Linked DNA regions of Homo sapiens: regions 1 and 3 are each linked to region 2. A link is a contact called in ENCODE Hi-C data. All regions are on one chromosome and are shown on one strand. The core of a region is the stretch at or near the end of the contact, and the rest is flanking DNA. Distances in the headings are between cores, read along the strand shown.

What was found. A loop is a pair of places that touch in the nucleus more often than their neighbours do. Pooled maps may share reads with other maps.
Region 1: a loop to region 2 is called in a pooled map, with 12 times the contacts of the local background. The contact joins the promoter of ZNF528-AS1 here to the promoter of ZNF813 in region 2. A Hi-C loop is called at or near these places in 6 of 50 pooled maps.
Region 3: a loop to region 2 is called in a map of psoas muscle, with 8 times the contacts of the local background. The contact joins the promoter of ZNF480 here to the promoter of ZNF813 in region 2. A Hi-C loop is called at or near these places in 3 of 168 maps with a recorded cell type or tissue (CD14-positive monocyte and psoas muscle) and 15 of 50 pooled maps.

Annotation. Positions count from the first base shown.
Region 1 is chr19:52,396,166-52,399,157 of GRCh38, forward strand. ZNF528-AS1 (ZNF528 antisense RNA 1) reads right to left here and starts at 1,592. Exons shown (of 7, transcript NR_125345.1): 1 at 1,297-1,592; 2 at 1,030-1,102; 3 at 445-587; 4 at 200-334. ZNF528 (zinc finger protein 528) reads left to right here and starts at 1,684. Exons shown (of 7, transcript NM_032423.3): 1 at 1,684-1,739; 2 at 2,202-2,454. It also overlaps a transcript of ZNF880 not described here. RefSeq lists an enhancer at 996-2,195.
Region 2 is chr19:53,465,974-53,469,165 of GRCh38, forward strand. It overlaps ZNF813 (zinc finger protein 813), which reads left to right and starts at 1,760. Exons shown (of 4, transcript NM_001004301.4): 1 at 1,760-1,816. RefSeq lists a silencer at 1,604-1,733 and enhancers at 1,804-2,043, 1,980-2,541, 2,542-3,104.
Region 3 is chr19:52,295,844-52,298,854 of GRCh38, forward strand. ZNF480 (zinc finger protein 480) reads left to right here and starts at 1,326. Exons shown (of 5, transcript NM_144684.4): 1 at 1,326-1,380. ZNF766 (zinc finger protein 766) reads left to right here. Exons shown (of 4, transcript NM_001010851.3): 4 at 1-203. RefSeq lists enhancers at 1,388-1,437, 1,508-1,557.

The DNA of each region.
Region 1 (2,992 bases), core at 342-2,841, 1.1 Mb before region 2:
CACCATGTTAACCAGGCTGGTCTCTAATTCCCGACCTCAGGTGATCTGCCCTCCTCGGCCTCCCAAAGTATTGGGATTACAGGCGTGAGCCACCACGCCTGGCCCAGATATCCCCTTTAATAAAGCTAGTCCATTTACATGTGCACTGACCTCCCTGGATCTGGAGGTAGAGGCTGGTCTCAGGAGATTGAAGTAATACCTCGACTGGCAGAATCTCAGGGCAACATCATTGAGGTACAGCCAGTTGCATTTCACTAGGCTCAAGAGGATTGCTGCCTCAAGCAGGATAACCAGGCCTGCCTGGAGCAGTGCCGTAGTCCAGGATCCCAGTGACCTAGGTGAGAAGTTGGTACTCAGATCAAAGAAAAGTTCTTCAGGTGACCCCACTGTCTGCAGCCAATGGGCCTGCTTGTGGGCCTTATGTATTTGTGTTTCAAAAATAACCTGAGGGCTTGATGTGGGGGTCCTTATCTCCCATGCAAGGTGATTCATGCCTATAATCCGAGCACTTTGGTAGGAGCAGATGGGAAGACTGCTTGAGGCTAGAAGCTGGAGACCAGCCTGGGCAACAAAACCAGACTACATCTCTATTAAAAACAAAGCAACAAACAGTAGAAAATTAGCACAGTGGAGAGGCACAGGCCTTTACTCACAGCTACTCGGCAGGCTGAGACAGGGGGTCACCTGCCCAGGACCCCAGGAAGTCAAGGTTGCAGTGAGCTATGATTGCGCCACTGCATTTCAGCCTCGGTGGCAGAGACCCTGTCTTAAAATTTTAAAAAGTATTAAAAAACTAAGTTGGACCGGGCGTGGTGGCTACTCTGGAGGCTGGGGCAAGAGAATCACTTGAACCCAGGAGGCGGAGGTTACAGTGAGCTGAGTGCCTGCCACTGTACTCCCGCCTGGGGGACAGAGGGAGACGCTGTCTCAAAACAACAACAACAACAAAAAACTACGTCGTTTATGGCTATTTTTATAAGTTACTGGCTTTTTTTTTTTAAAGAATCGGTGACTTATCTTCACACTGGCCTTAGTCCTCCATGCCCAACACGATGTCCCTAGGAAAGTCTCTGGAATTGAGCACAGGGTTGACCTTCACCGTCTAGAGTGAATGGGGAAGATAAATGAAAAGTATTTATCTTCTATGGGCACTGGCATGAAATAGAACATTCTACCCTGGCAGGGTTTTGCATTTCACATTTTAGCTTGCATCATCCCCTTCACAGACAATTCCAAAGTGTGTTAATTCAATTCCTAAAGCTTCCCTTCCCTTCCTCCCTTCCCTTCCCTCCTTACTTTTCTTTCTTGTCCATTTATTTTCGGTTTTTTTCTCTTTCTTTCTTGGTTTTCTTTCTCTTTTTCAACTTCTCTTTCTTTTCTCTTTCTCTTTACTCTCTCTCTTCTCTCTCTTTCTGCTTCCAGGGTAGGTGGGACTTGAAATTCATTTTAATAGAAGGAATTTTCGTGGATATAATCTACAACCGATTTTGCTCTGCGCAGGTAAGATCCGTTTTCAGACCAAAACCCTGAAAACAAGCGCAGCCAGTCAAGCGAACGGAAGCGCAGGCCCGGCCCAGGCTTTGTCCCGGCCCGCCCTGGTCCCAGCCAGTCCGGCCTCTAGGATGCGCGCGCAATTTCGTGCAAACCCGGAAGCGGACCGCGGGGGGCGAACGCCTAGAGCGCAGTTTCCGGTAGACCCGGAAGCCGATTGCAGGGAGAAACTGTTTTCGCAGCAGTGCGTGAGTTTCCCTTTGTCTATGTTAAGTCTAGGCTAGCCAGTTCTTCTCTGCTTCTATACCCGGGAGCTGAGGGGCATGCAGACCTTGAAATCCCGGCACCGCTCCCTCCACCCCGAGTAAATTCAGACATCCTTTGAGAGTCTGGGAGTCGCTTTCTGCGTGTTAAAATCGCTTGGAGGCTGGTCGTGTGCCCGGTCTTTTTGTCATTTACCCACGTAGACACCTCCTATCGTGGGGTTTACCTGCTTCAAATCCTTTAGTAACCCCTACACACGCCCCGCACCACGTAAAATCCTCACTCTCCGTTCCCCTAGCCTCGCCCTTCTTTGCCCCTAGAGCTCAGCGCCCCAACAGGGCACGAGAGGCCTCGTCCTCTGCCCAGACCTGGTTTCTGCAGACTCCACCCCTCTCCTGACCCACTCCTGCCTTTTTGCTCCTTAATCTGGACCCTCTGTTCCCCAGGCCTCCCTTTTCCAGCCACCGGTTCTCCTGACCCCGAGTGTGGGGGGTGACTTCAGTCTCCTGACATCCAGTGTTCTCTCGAGCCAGTTTCCAGCCCACAGAAAATGAGCTCTTCCGGAAGTGGGCATCTTATTCCAATCCCCTCCCTGTGAATGTGTGGAGAAAAAGAGATGGGAACGAGGCAGAGGAAATAGAGAAATTTTGAAAGAGAAATGAAGAATGAGAGACCCATTAACAGAAGGCAAAGTAGAAGGTGAGTGAGGGGTTTGCAGAGGCACAGTGAAAGAAGGTGCCGAGAAAATAGCAGGGGAGAAAAGTAACTGTAAAAATATAGACAAACCTGGGTCTGTAGAAAGACGAAATTCAACAAGATAGGGAAGGCTTCTCAGACAGAGGGGGGAGAGGAGGAGGGATTTGGAGCCAGGTCAGACAGAGCAGCGTGGTGCTGGGACAGCCAGAGGGGGCAGCTGGTCACAAGGAGAACAGGGAGAACCACAGCAGGGGGAGGCCTGGGATCTAAGGGTGCCAGAGAGTGGGGACAGGGGTGTGTAATATCGAAGATGGAATTTAACAGGGAGACCCCAAGGGGAGCTGAGATGTGGGAGGAAAGAGGCAGAAATATATGGAGATTAGGGACAATGAAAGATTGGGCAGAAAGAGGAATAAGAGGTGAAACAAGTTGTAAAAATGGATCAGAACAGGTGGGAGAGAAGGAATAGAGGGAAGAATGGGACAAAGAGAAGAGGAGGGACTCAAAATGAACAGAATCCTAGGGGAAAATAGAGAAAAAA
Region 2 (3,192 bases), core at 510-3,009:
AGTGTATCACTCTGTCACCAATCAACTTGCTGCAACCTATGCACTGGTCTTGAATGGAAAATGTGATTGTCCTAAAGCTTCTGTCTTTCCCTGTGTGTGAAACCTAAACGTCTCTACTATGGAACGCTGATCCCATTCATTTGGAGTTGATGTTTGCCAGTGGCTATCCTCATGCTTTGTGTTCAGATAAACTCTATATTTAATCATAAATTCTAAATTTTATTATTTACTGCTGACATCAGTTTCTGTCGGATTTTAGGAGCCTCACTACAGAGGGCACCTGTCGCCATGTTGTAAAACTCACACTTGTCAAAAAAACATGGGTTAGGGTTTCTTCCCCTCCTCGGCATGAAGCTACTTAGCTGACACAGATGGTTACCTCCATTACCAAGTAGAGCCAGGATGAACTATGTGTGACCAAGGGTGTTGTCAAGTCCTCTTCCCTGAGGACTGATTAGTGTTTATCTTGAAAACATGTACTTAATGGGTTGTATAGAACAGTGAAGTTTCTTTCTCTCTTTTCAACCTCTTAGCTGTTTGTCTATTTCGCATCATAATCTGGCCTAAGGCTTATTTATTAATGAAATGGTTTTAATTTCTTTCTCTATTGTCGTCGTGGAGATGATTTCTCATTGGGGGGAAGACTTTTTGTTTGTTTTCAATTATGTTTTCTCAACAATTGGAAAGTGAAGTAAAAAGTATTTGTTGGGCCAGGTGCAGTGGCTCACGCCTGTAATGCCAGCACTTTGGGAGGCCGAGGCAGGCGGATCACTTGAAGTCAAGAGTTTGAGACCAGCCTGGCCAACATGGTGAAACCCGTCTACAAAAATACAAAAATTAGCCAGGCATGGTGGCACGCGAATGTAATGGCAGGTACTCCGGAGGCTGAGGCAGGGGAATCGCTTGAACCCAAGAGGGAAGAGGCTGCAGTGAACCGAGATCCCGTTACTGCCCTCTAGCCTGGGCGACAGAGAAATACTCTGTCTCAAAAGAAATAAGTAAATAAATAAAGTAATAAATCTCTTCCACAAACGTGCTGAGACAACTAACTGAATATCCAGATGGAAAAGAATACTGTTGGATCCCTATCTCACACAATCAAAATTGTATTTTAAAACATTAAAAAAAAAAAAGGAAAAAAAGAGACGAGGAAGGAAGCGCTGCGGGAGGGGGTGTTACTTTGTCGCTCAGGCTGGCCTGGACCCCCAGGCTCAGCGATCCTCCCGCCGCTGCTTCCTGAGTAGCTGGGACCTCAGGCTCCTGCCCCCGCGCGCGCATCCCTCCCACCCCGGCGCCCCATCCAGCAGGTGGTCACCTCACTCCTCCCTGGCCTGAGCACTCCGTCCCGCATCCATGGCGGTGGCTTTAGGGAAATCTCTGAAGTTGAGCACGGGGTGGACTTGCCCTCCTGAGTGAATGGAGAATAGAAAGGGGGAGGATTTCTATTTTGTTTTGTGGGCCGTCAGCATGAAATCGTACCTTCCGCCCAGGCAGGGCTTTGCATTTCACATTCTAGTTTGCATCCCCGTTCCAGACAATTCCAGGGCTTTTGAATAGTGCCTCAACCTTACTGGCCGGTCTCGACTCCAAAACCCTAAAACAGGCGCTGGAGCGAGGGTGACGGACTCACAGGTCCCACCCCGGCCCCGCCCTCTGCGCCTTCCAAAGGGCAAAGTCTCTCCGCCTCTCGCCCCGCCCCTGCTTCGTCAGGCCCCGCCCACCTCCCAGGTCCCGCCCAGGCCTGGCTTCTGTCCTGCGCGCAGATTCGCGAAAACCCGGAAGCGGATCGCGTGGAGTGACGGTCCCACGGCAGCGCGTGAGTTTGGCTCTGTGTTGTATTAGGTCTGCACTTCCCAGGTCCCTGGCGCTTCTGTACCTGGGGCGTGGGGTCCCCACAAACCTGGAAATTCTCAGCCGTCTTCCTTCACCCAGAGCAAATTGAGACGACCCCGTGAGAGTCCGGGGGTCGCTTCCTTTTGTGTTTAAGGTCGCCCTGAGGCTGGTCCCGTCCCGGGTCTTTCTGCTATAGGGCAATGTATACACTTTCTATCGCGCATTTTTCCTGCTCTAAACCTTTCTCTGACTCCTCCCACCCCGCGCTTTTTGAAGTCCTCACCCAAGGGGTGGATTCTCGCCCACTTCGGCCGGTGGAGCGCAGAACCGCGGCCCCAGTCCCGGGAAGGCCGCGTCCTCTGTCTGGTCCCGGGATCCTGCAGACCCCACCCTTGTCTTAAGGCGCCCTCGCGCCCCCCCCCCCCCACCTCCCTCCTCCTGCCGGGCCCTGCTGCTTCCTAGGTCTCCCCTCCGCAGTCACGGCTTCCCCTGAGCCCACGTTGGGGAGGTGCCCGGGGCTTGTCCTGTTGAAGGAGGCCAGCCCTTCCACACCTGTGGGTATTTCTCGTCAGGTGGGAAGAGAGACTGAGAAAAGAAATAAGACACAAAGACAAAGTATAGAGAAAGGACAGTGGGCCCAGGGGACCGGCGCTCAGCATACGGAGGACCGGCACCAGTGCCAGCCTCTGAGTTCCCTCAGTATTTATTGATCATTATTTTTACTGTCCTAGTGAGGGGAGTGTAGCAGGGCAACAGGTGGGGAGAGGTCAGCAAGAAAACATGTGAGCAAAGGAATCTATATCATGAATAAGTTCAAGGAAAGGTACTGTGCCCAGATGTGCACGTAGGCTAGATTTATGTTTCTCTTCACCCAAACATCTCAGTGTAGCAAAGAGTCACAGAGCAGTATTGCTGCCAGCATATCTCGCCTCCAGCCACAGGGCGGTTTTCTCCTATCTCAGAATAGAACGAATGGAAATGGTCAGCTTTACACCTAGACATTCCATTCCCAGGGACCAGCAGGAGACAGAAGTCTTCCTCTTATCTCAACTGCAAAGAGGCCTTCCTCTTTCACTACTCCTCCTCAGCACAGACTCTTTACGGGTGTCCGGCTGGGGGATGTAAGGTCTTTCCTTTCCCACGAGGCCATATCTCAGGCTGTCTCAGTGGGGGGAAACTTGGACAATACCCAGGCTTTCTAGGGCAGAGGTCCCTGCGGCTTTCCGCAGTGCATTGTGTCCCTGGTTAACTGAGAATGGAGAATGGCGATGACTTTTACCAAGCATACTGCCTGCAAACATATTGTTAACAAGGCACACCCTGCACAGCCCTAAATCCATTAAACCTTGATTCAATACA
Region 3 (3,011 bases), core at 76-2,575, 1.2 Mb before region 2:
ATGTTTGAGCTATTCCAGGTTTTTTGGGATTTCTGTTGGTTTGTTTTGTTTTTTGCTTTTCTACATAATTGTTTGGATAATCTTGTCAGTATCTACGAAGTGCCTTGATAGTAAATATATTAACCCTGTGTATCAATTTGGGGTAATTTCACATTTTTTTCTATGTTGAGTTTATCAATAAATTGATATTGTATATGTCTCTATCTGGGTGTCTTTGATTTCTTTCATCAGCATTTTGTAGTTTTAAAATCCTGAGAATGTTAAATTAACATATTTTTTGACTTTTTTTTTTTTTTTTTGAGACAGAGTCTTGTTCTGTTGCCTGGTCTGGAGTGCAGTGGCACAATCTCAGCTCACTGCAACCTCCGCCTCCCAGGTTCAAGCGATTCTCCTGCCTCAGCTTCCTGAGTAGCTGGGATTACACGCGTATGCCACCATGCCCAGCTAATTTTTGTATTTTTAGTAGAGATGGGGTTTTACCGTGTTGGCCAGGCTGGTCTCGAACTCCTGACCTCAAATGATCCACCTGCCTTGACCTCCCAAAGTGCTGGGATTACAGGTGTGAGCCACCTCGCCCGGTTAATGCTTTTTTAAAACCAACAATTGGTGACCTAAATTCTCACTGGCCTTAGCCCTCCATGCCCCTGGTGCTGTCACTAGAAAACTCTCTGGAGCTGAGCACAGGGTTACCTCTGTCCCTCCCGAAAGAACAGGGAATAGAAAAGGAGAGGATTTCTATTCTGCTTTGTGGGCCGTCAGCATGAAATTGCACATTCTGCCCAGGCAGGGCTTTGCAGTTCATGTATTAACTTGCGTCGCTTTCACAGACAATCCCAGGGCTTAATTAAATTGCTAAATTTAGTTTTTTATGTATTTATTTGAGAGACTGAGTCTCTGTCGCCCAAGCTGGAGTGCAGTGGCCGTCATAACTCAGTGTAAACTCGAACTCCTGGGCTCAAGCGATCCTCCCGCCTCAGTCTTCGGGGTAGCCGGGACTACAGGTGCCCGACCGCACGGTCGGCTTAAGATTAACTTTAATAGCAGGAATTTTCCTGGATCTAATCATTAGCCGACTTTGCTCAGTCCCGGCAAGAGTACAGTTCCGAGACAGCTGAGTTGCTCCAGTCTCCTTGACAGGTCTCCCCGGCAAAACCCGGAAAACAGAGGCACTGGAAGCGAGGCGGAGGGAAGCGCAAGCCCCACTCCGCCCCGCCCCCGCCCCCGCCCCCGCCCCCGCCCCCGCCCCCGCCCCCGCCCCCGCCCCCGCCCCCGCCCCCGCCCCCGCCCCCGCCCCCGCCCCGCTCGGACCCCTCCGCTGCGCGCGCAGTTTCCCACAAACCCGGAAGCGGATCGCGTGGAGTGAAGGTCACGCCGCGGCGCGTGAGTTTCCCTTTGTGTAAATTAATCTGCGCTTCCCAACTCCCCCGCGCTTCTGTACCCGGGATCTGAGGGGCCACACAGACCTTGAAATCCTCGCACCGCTCCCTCTACCCCGACCAAATTCAGGCGTCTCCGTGAGAGTCAGGCGGTCGCTTCCCTGTGTGTTTAAATCGCTCGGCGGCGGGTCCTGTCCCCCGTCCTTCTGCCACAGGGCCATGTAGTCACCTCCTGTCGCGGAGTTTTCCTGTTTCAAGTCCTTCAGTGATGCTTACATCCGCCCCGCACAGCGTAAAGTCCTCCCCCGCTAGGCGGATTCCGGTCTATGCGGTCCCCCAAGCCTCGCCTTTGTTGGCCCTGGAGCACAGCGCTCCAATCTCAATCCAGGAGAAGCCGCGTCTTCTGCCCAGTGCTGGGATTCTGCAGACGCCACCCATCTCTTGATCCAGACCCTACCTTTACCCTCCTTGATACGGGGCCCCGCTACTCCCCAGGCCTCCTCTTCCCAGACACCGCTTCTCCTAACCCTGCGTGTGGGGAGGTGACTTACTCTGTCTCTTGACATCCAGTGTTCTTGCGGGCCAAATAACACCCCACTGAAAAGGTGTTCTGCTTGTGGACATCGGATCCCAATTCCTTCCATGTGAATGTGTGCAGAAAGAGAGACGGAGAGCGAGGGAGAAGAAAGAGAAAAATTTTGAAGGAGAAAAGAAGATTGAGGGAGAGCCGTAAGCAGATGGCAAAGTAGAGAGTGGATGGAGGATTTGCAGAGACAGCGAATGAAGCCGAGAAAGTAGCAGGGGGAAAAAAGCAACTGGAGAAATGCAGAGAAAAGTTCCATCTCCGGAGAGATGAAGGACAGCAAGATAGTGAGAGGGGCAGCAAAGTGGGAAGTTCCTCAGTTTGAGAGTGGGGGAGAGGGGGAGGGATTTGGAGCCAGGGCAGACAGAGCAGCGTGGTGCTGGGACAGCAAGAGGAGTCAGCTGGTGACAACGAGAGCAGAGGGAGAACCACAGCAGGTGGAGGCCTGGGATCTCAGGGTGCCAGAGAGTGGGGACAAGGGGGTGTAACAGAAAAGAAGGGATTTAACAGAGAGAGCAGAGGGGGAGTAGAGTCAGGGGAAGAGGCAAGACCGGGCACAGTGGCTCACGCCTGTAATCCCAGCACTTTGGGAGGCCAAGGTGGGTGGATCACGTGAGGTCAGGAGTTTGAGACCAGCGTGGGCAACATGGTGAAACCCCATCTCTACTAAAAATGCAAAAATTAGCCGGGCGTCAGCGCGCGCGTGTAATCCCAGCTACTCAGGAGGCTGAGGCAGGAGAATTGCTTGAACCCGGGAGGCGGAGGTTGCAGTGAGCTGAGATTGCGCCATTGCACTCCAGGCTGGGCGACAAGAGCAAAACTCCGTCTCAGGGAAAAAAAAAAAAAAGAGACAAATAGGTGGAGAATGGGATGATCAAAGATTGAGCAGAAAGTTTGGAAGAGGGGTGAAACAAGTTGCCAGAATGGAGCAGAACAGGTGGAAGAGAAGGAATAGAAGGAAGAAGGGGAGAAACATCAGGAGAAGAGAGGGGCTCAAAATGAGCAGAATCTTAGGGGAAAAATAAAGGGGGAAAAAAGCTAGAGAAAGAAGG